Regions from separate parts of the Homo sapiens genome. Here region 1 is linked to region 2. Evidence: chromatin contacts called from ENCODE Hi-C data. All regions are on one chromosome and are shown on one strand. The core of a region is the stretch at or near the end of the contact, and the rest is flanking DNA. Distances in the headings are between cores, read along the strand shown.

Region 1 (3,556 bases), core at 586-3,085, 510 kb after region 2:
AATCAGGAGAAAAAAAGGTTAGTAAAAGTTAGAATCATTGTACATGATTTTAAGTGGGATTTAATTACCTTGAGAACACAATTTTTAAAGTTTAAAAATTTTTGCCTAATTAAGTTGAATCATAGTGTACGAGAATCATTTATAATTAGCATATTAAATGCCATAGAAGGCACTACCTAAGTGATTTTTTTTAAGTGCAAAAATGTGTAATATCAGTCCCGTGTCTTTCTCTGGACTAGAACACTATATATGTTACACTGAAGCTGTTCTTGATGAAATAAACTCCTTTGAGAGGCCAAAAAAAAGTTTTTTATCTGGCTAATCCTTTTATACCACTAATTTGGTTAGAAAACCAGCTTTACTGCTAATACCTGGCCTAGACTGAAATTCGTAGAGGTTTCCAGTTTATCATGTAAGTCAAATATTTTTTGTGTTCGAAGTTTTAGAACCTACTTATGAATTTTTCTTAAGGCATATCTTTTCCCTAGTTAAAACCAATTTAAACATTAAAGGCTATTTCTGGAAAACTGGCTGAAGGGGAATTTCCCTCATGGCATCTCCCTCTCGCCACCTAAAAGCTGGCAGCCCTCAGTGACGTGAAACTGAAGAGAGAGCCCTCCGAACCTCGGAGTGGGGAGGGGACTGTCCGTCAGGATTCCACTCTGTTTGGAAGCGTTCTCTCCAGCCTTCAGAGAGCCTCGTGATCAAGGGCATTTGTGCTCAACTGATATGTGAGGCGATCAATTAGCCTATTGCACTGGGGCACCAGGAGGACTTTGGGAACCTTGCACACAAATATTCAAGGATGAGATTTCAAACTGGTTTCGAGCTGAGCAAGGGATAGGAGAAATGGCTTGTTTAATAGGCAAGTAACCCCATGCATGATTGCTGGCCCAGGAACAGGTTGGGAATGTATCAAAAAATAGTCTATATTAAAATATAGAAGGTGATGGCCTCCATTCACTTAGTGAGGCTTGAAGGGGAGCATCTTCAAAGCAGAGACCATTCCTTCACGTGGTCATTTTAAAAAGAATTGAATGCCCACTGTGTGTGCCTGGCCCTGTGCTAGGCTCTTAATTTTTCTTATTTGACCAAAGCAACTGCAAACAGTCTCCTGCTTAGAATGGCTCACCTTAATGATTTTTTTGACTTTAAAATGGCATGAAAACAATAGGCATTTATGATACTTTCAATAAACTCATCGTACATTGAAAATACTGTCACACATTCAGGTCCGGGCGCAGTGGCTCACACCTGTAATCCCAGAACTTTGGGAGGCCAAGGCAGGCAGATCACCTGAGACCAAGAGTTCAAGACCAGCCTGGCCAACATGGCGAAACCCCGTCTCTACTAAAAATACAAAAATTAGCCGGGCGTGTTAGCAGGCACCTGTAATCCCAGCTACTCCAGAGGCTGAGGCAGGAGAATCACTTGAACCTGGAAGTCGGAGGTTGCAGTGAGCCAAGATTGCACTGCTGCACTCCAGCCTGGGTGACAGAGAGAGACTCCGTCTCAAAAAAAAAACAAAAAAAAAAACCCACACATTCAGTTTATGATGGGCTTATTGAAACATTATCCCAAATTGAGGAGTATTTTTAGCTGCATGATGTGGTCAGTGTTTCAAATCAAAGGGCAAACAAATTTTGCAGATCAAACTGAAATCGTTGTTTCATTTCTTTAGCAAGCATTTAGGGCATTCCTGTAGTAGACGTGATGTCAAGAACTCTGAATTAGAATGCCTTGCCTTTGTCCTTGTCACATCTCCGTGACCTCATCTGCCTAGTTTAGTGCCTACATTGCAGGTTCATTTGAAACTCACCTCTTCTCCATTCCTTAGCACAGAGGTGGCAGCTGTGTAGCATGAGTCACCCTGCCCTCATGCCTTGTTCATCATAAGCATTAGTAATCTAATAGGGTATAATTTCCTGCAGGGTCTGGACGTAGCCTCAGAATCCTCCTCAAAGCAGTAAGCAGCCTGCCTGTCTCGGTAGCAAGCTGTCTCCTCCTCTGTCTTCTGGGATGAGTCAGTGGAGCATGGGAATTCCTCCTCCCTTGGCTCTTACTGTTTTCTATGCATTTTCTCTCCAGTCCCAAGGCTACCATCTTAATCTGGGCTTCGTTTATCACTGCACCTCCCAAATGGCCCCACATCTCTCCCATTCCCATTCATCCCTCATGATAATTAGCAGTTTCGTCTTTCAGAAATACCACTTAATACATTTATAATTTTACTCTGTGTTCTTTTCATCCTTTGTTTTAAACAAAGCAGAATAAAGCCCTTCCTTGTGATAATATAAATCATAATATTACACTAAATCAAAATCCTCTAATTAGCCCACATTTTCATGAACCCTGTCTTCCAGTGAAACTATTATAATATCATTCCCCTACCCCAAAACTCTGGCTAATGTCTCTACTTATAACACAGTCATCCTTACCTTCTGCTTGTCTTAGTCCTGCTTTTAAGGCCAGCTCAAATCCTCCCTTCTAGAAAGAGCTGACCTTAACTCTTCTATCCTAAGCCCTATTTGTAAAACTCTCATTACAAGTGTACATGTGGTTATAACTTCCTGTGCTTCCTGTCACTGCACCATGGGTGGTACAGCCCTTGAGAGCGAAGCTCACGCCTCATTATAGTTTTATGCTCTGTGGTTTCGGGCCTAGCCTCTTACCCAGCGAGGATCTGTGGATGATAATGGTGAAGGCCGTCTGCTGCAGGGCTGCCGTCTCGGCTGCACGACTCTTGACCCCGCTGCGTGTGTCTTCTCAGCTGGAACTCACCATTGTGTAAATTTGCCTCACTCTGCTTTCCTAGTTCTTCTGTCTTCTCTTCTTAGAGACAGTCCTTCTTTTTTCTACCTGTGAAATACCTATTTATCTCTCAAAACCCAGCTCAAAAGTTTTCTCAGTCACCTTGGAATGGTAGCATCTCCCCCTTGAAATAATGGCACATTGGACTGTTTATGTGACACTGCTTTATGCTTTAGATGTCCGTGTGAACGTCCCTCTATTGTAGCAGAGATGGCTCTATCCAGTTTTGTGTCCTCAGAGCTTATTATGACACCTTATCAGTATACTTACATCTTAGTTACACTTCCCATTGCTCCGAAAAGGACTTGGGGCTGCTCACACAATACGTGAAATAAAATAAGATAAATTAAATAAATCGGAGAATAGCAAAATAAGGATATGAGACACAAAATAGAGCTTAATATAATTCTCAAAGTGTGTGCAATGCAGTCCGTTACTCTTGTTAGAGGTAGGTCATGATTTGCCTCGAAATCGTTGTAGTCAGTACAGAGAGCTTGCCATTAAAGACAGCCAGCGCCGTGGGGTACGATCGGCTAGTAACTCAGAAGAATGATTTTTCTTGATGGTCAGAGCTGAGGATACTTTCTCCAGTGGCTCATCCTAAAAAGCATGGTAGTGCCGTGGACAGCATCATCAGCAGTACACTCACAAGGAAATAGGATGTCAAGTCCTTGGGTAGTTTGATAGTTTTCCATGACACCAGCTTATAGCACAATGCCAAAATAAAGTTCAGGAGAAGGGTCAA
Region 2 (3,580 bases), core at 562-3,061:
CAGGAGTTCAAGACCAGCCTGGCCAACATGGTGAAACCCCATCTCTACTAAAAATACAAAAATTAGCTGGGCATGGTGGCATGTGCCTGTAATCCCAGCTACTTGGGAGACTGCAGCAGAACTGCTTGAACCAGAACTTGGGAGGCAGAGGTTGCAGTGAGCCAAGATCACACCACTGCACTTCAGCTTGGGCAACAAAAGCAAAACTCCGTCTTAAAAAAAAAAAAAAAAAAAAAAAAAAAAAAGCCAGGCATGGTGGTATGCACCTGTGGTCCCAGCTACTCGGTAGGCTAAGGTGGAAGGATCACTTGAGCCTGAGAAGTGGAGTCTGCAGTGAGCTGTGACTGCGCCACTGCACTCTAGCCTGGATGACAGAATAAGACCCTGCCTCAAAAAAAAAAAAAAGAAACTCCTTAGTCATACACCTAAAGCCAATCTCTCCATAATCACTTTATTGGGAATAAAATGATATTTTGAAGAAAAAAGATGATATATTCTAAATTCAATATCGCTGAGCTAATTCCAAGTATTCCCTAAAATTAACGATTAGGAAAAACAGCAAGAAATCCTAGGCCTTTGTCTAGGCCATGGAAAAAGCGGGATCTGCCTTGAAATTGTGTCCTTCATCTCAGGAGATGGGGCCCGGCCCCTCCACCGGTCCAGGAGAACCCACGCCATTTAGGTATTTCTTCTTTAGCTTCTCCACTGCATCCCCAAAGCGTAAACGGCTGATGAAATCCCTTCAAACTCTGCCAACGCAAACTGTGGCTTAAAAATGGAAATGAATGGATATTGCAAAATAATACCTGAATAGACGTTAAAGCTTTAAGCTCCACGTGTAAGACACAAGGTCCTGCCTAAATCAGTATGCTTCTAATGGCTTCATGGCAAATGTTGAACAAGTTAGTGTTCACTCAAGGTTGTCCTGGGGTACATGGAGTCACAGTCTTTAATTTTAATGAGCCTCTATTACACAATCTCTTATCGCCTCTTAACTGCCAGTGAAATGACCACCAGCTAAATGTACAGCAAAATACATTTCTACAAAAGAGCTCACTTGGACCCCAAAGAAATTACCTTGAAATTATTACACTTAACCGTGGCAAATGCACCAGGGTTCATTTGAAAAGAGGTGGCCACCTGGCAATACGAGTGAAATCATATAATATGTCATTTCCTTAGGCTTTTCATGTTAAGCTTTTCTCGCTATATCTGATTTAAAGTATTTTCTCTTTTAAATGTAAATATTTAAAATGTAGCTGATCCTCTCCCTCTCCTAATTGAGGTGACTGGGCTAGTTCAAGAGACTGTGGCCTGCAGCTCACCGTTTTGTCTCTGGAGTCAGAGTGCCAGCCTTGGTACTTACTCTGTGACTGGACACTTTATAATATCAAAGATACGAGATCATACCTATCTAATATCTATTCAATAAGACAATACATATTAAAAGATCAGCACAAAGCCTTGTACACAGCAGTTGCTCAATATGTGCTTCCTCCTTTTTCCTACTATTGAATCCCACCAGCCAAGACCAGAACTATATCTGCAGTTGGACAAAGTTGGGTTTATCCCTTGTTGCAGTGAGGGCTTAGCAGTTTGAGTCAAACGGGAGCTGGAAACCACAGTCGGTTAAAATGGGGTGATAAATAGAAGCATTAACTATGGCAAACAGCAACTCCAAGATGTAAGGAAATCCGTGCAGTTTCCTAGTGGCCCCCTAGGGCTGAGGGAGCCCATCCAGGGACAACCTCGGTGGGTGTCTGACCGTAATGGAGGCAAAGCTGCCCCTGTCTCCTCTGACAGTCTCCAGCTGGGCCTGAGAGTTAAGTTGACGTAGGAGAGACTAACAGAGGAAACGCAAGCCAATGTTTACAGGCATGTGAGGGCCTTCACAGGACACCAAGATCCAAAAGCAGCCAGGCCTAAGTGCTTATGCAACAGGGTGAACAAAAAGTAGTAATTTTGAAAAAGTAACTAACTATATGGAGATACTAAAGACAAGGGTTATTTTAACAAGAGCTTTTTAACTGTCAAAACACTTTTTGTTTGTACCGATTTCCCTCGGCCTCAACTCCCCGCCTCTGGAGAGAAGAATGTTCTTTTCTTCCTGGTAGAGAGAAGCCATCTTCCATATGAAAGTTTCATCTCCTGCTTTCAGGAAGAAAAGGGGAGGTCAGAGTGTCCTTTGTGCATCTGTTGTTTTTCTTTTTTTCTTTGAGATGGAGTCTCACTCTCACCCAGGCTGGAGTGCAGTGGCACCATCTCGGCTCACTGCAACCTCTGCCTCCCGGGTTCAAGCGAGTCTCCTGCTTCAGCCTCTCAAGTAGCTGGGACCACAGGCGTGCACCACCATGCCCGGCTAATTTTTGTCTTTTAGTAGAGATGGGGTTTCACCATGTTGGCCAGGCTGGTCTCGAACTCCTGACCACAGGTGATCCGCCCACTTTGCCCCCCAAAGTGCTGGGATTATAGGCGTGAGCCACCACGCCCAACGCATCTGTTGTTTTTCAAGTGCCTTTAGCTCAAAATTGTCCCCATCTCAAGCCAGCATATCTGGAGGTGGCGTGTTCTGAAGCCCTTCAGGACCTTGCTGGAGAAGGTGTGTCTGCCTGGCAGAGAGCAGAGACCCCTGCTTAGCCAAGCTGGAGCTGGTCCGGAATTGCTGGGGGAGCGACAGGCTGGCTGCCCTCTGGAGTGCAGGTGGGGGAGCAGGCAATAGCAATGGCGGTGGGGGTGAGAGTGAGGGGCTACCAGGGCGGTTCAGACACACGTCCAGAGGTCTGTGGGCAGGTTGCCATGGCTGAGACGCTAGGGTCACAGAGGGTTCTCTTAAAAGGCCTGCGACTCAGACAGGCTTCACCTCATGTCCTCGCACTCTGGGCAGAGCCTCTGCTATCCCCCTCCTCGAGCCTGTGCTGGAAATTGCAGTAAGCCCCTTCCTCTTGCAGTGTCCCTCCAGAGCACGCTACTGAGAAAGCTTGACATTGTGCTCACCTTAAAAGCAAAATCTTTAAGGAATTCCATTGTTTATCATAGAGCTTATATTGAAGGGTGCATTGGGAGCCAGGAAGCAACGAGTTGATTGATAATTGACGCAAAGGGACCCATATACCTTAGAGAATGACGGGGTGGCTCTAAGAGTCAGGAAGGGCTTATTTTAGGAATCAGGCTTATGGTGGGGAGGGTTCAAGGAAGCAGGTGTCTCTAATCAACTGGGTGCTCTCAGAAAAGCAGGGCTAATTCAGTTATTGGGCCTCTTAATGCATTTCATCTGGGAGGCAGGAAGAATGGAGAACACTAACGTTGTTATTGAAGAAATTGCCGGGAGAAAGAGATGTTTTGGTTTTGGGTTGTACAAGGTCTGTTATTTTTTAATTTCTTGTATTAGTTTCCCAGTGTTGCTGTAACAAATTGCCACAAACTTAAGGACTTAAAACAACATGCATTTACTATCTCACAGTTCCAGAGGCCAGAAGTGCAAAGTCAGCGCAAACGGCTGAAGTCAATCAGAAAGGCTGGTGCCTTCCGCAGGCTCTGAGAGGAGAATCTGTTTCCTTGCCTTTCTCAGCTTCTAAGAGTC

What was found. A loop is a pair of places that touch in the nucleus more often than their neighbours do. Pooled maps may share reads with other maps.
Region 1: a map with no recorded cell type shows a loop between it and region 2 (2.8-fold over the local background). The contact joins two enhancer-like sites. A Hi-C loop is called at or near these places in 1 of 168 maps with a recorded cell type or tissue (GM12878), 1 of 37 single-sample maps with no recorded cell type and 6 of 50 pooled maps.

The regions. Positions count from the first base shown.
Region 1 is chr7:148,770,901-148,774,456 of GRCh38, forward strand. The region is part of intron 9 of CUL1 (cullin 1); the gene reads left to right. Among named protein-coding and RNA genes, the nearest start is that of CUL1, 74 kb to the left of the region's middle. RefSeq lists enhancers at 1,252-2,451, 2,772-2,821. Within about 2 kb of position 1,836, at least 6 of the 41 ENCODE cell types and tissues checked have a DNase peak (open chromatin) inside an H3K27ac peak, as active enhancers do.
Region 2 is chr7:148,258,965-148,262,544 of GRCh38, forward strand. The region is part of intron 20 of CNTNAP2 (contactin associated protein 2); the gene reads left to right. Among named protein-coding and RNA genes, the nearest start is that of C7orf33, 330 kb to the right of the region's middle. Within about 2 kb of position 1,812, at least 3 of the 41 ENCODE cell types and tissues checked have a DNase peak (open chromatin) inside an H3K27ac peak, as active enhancers do.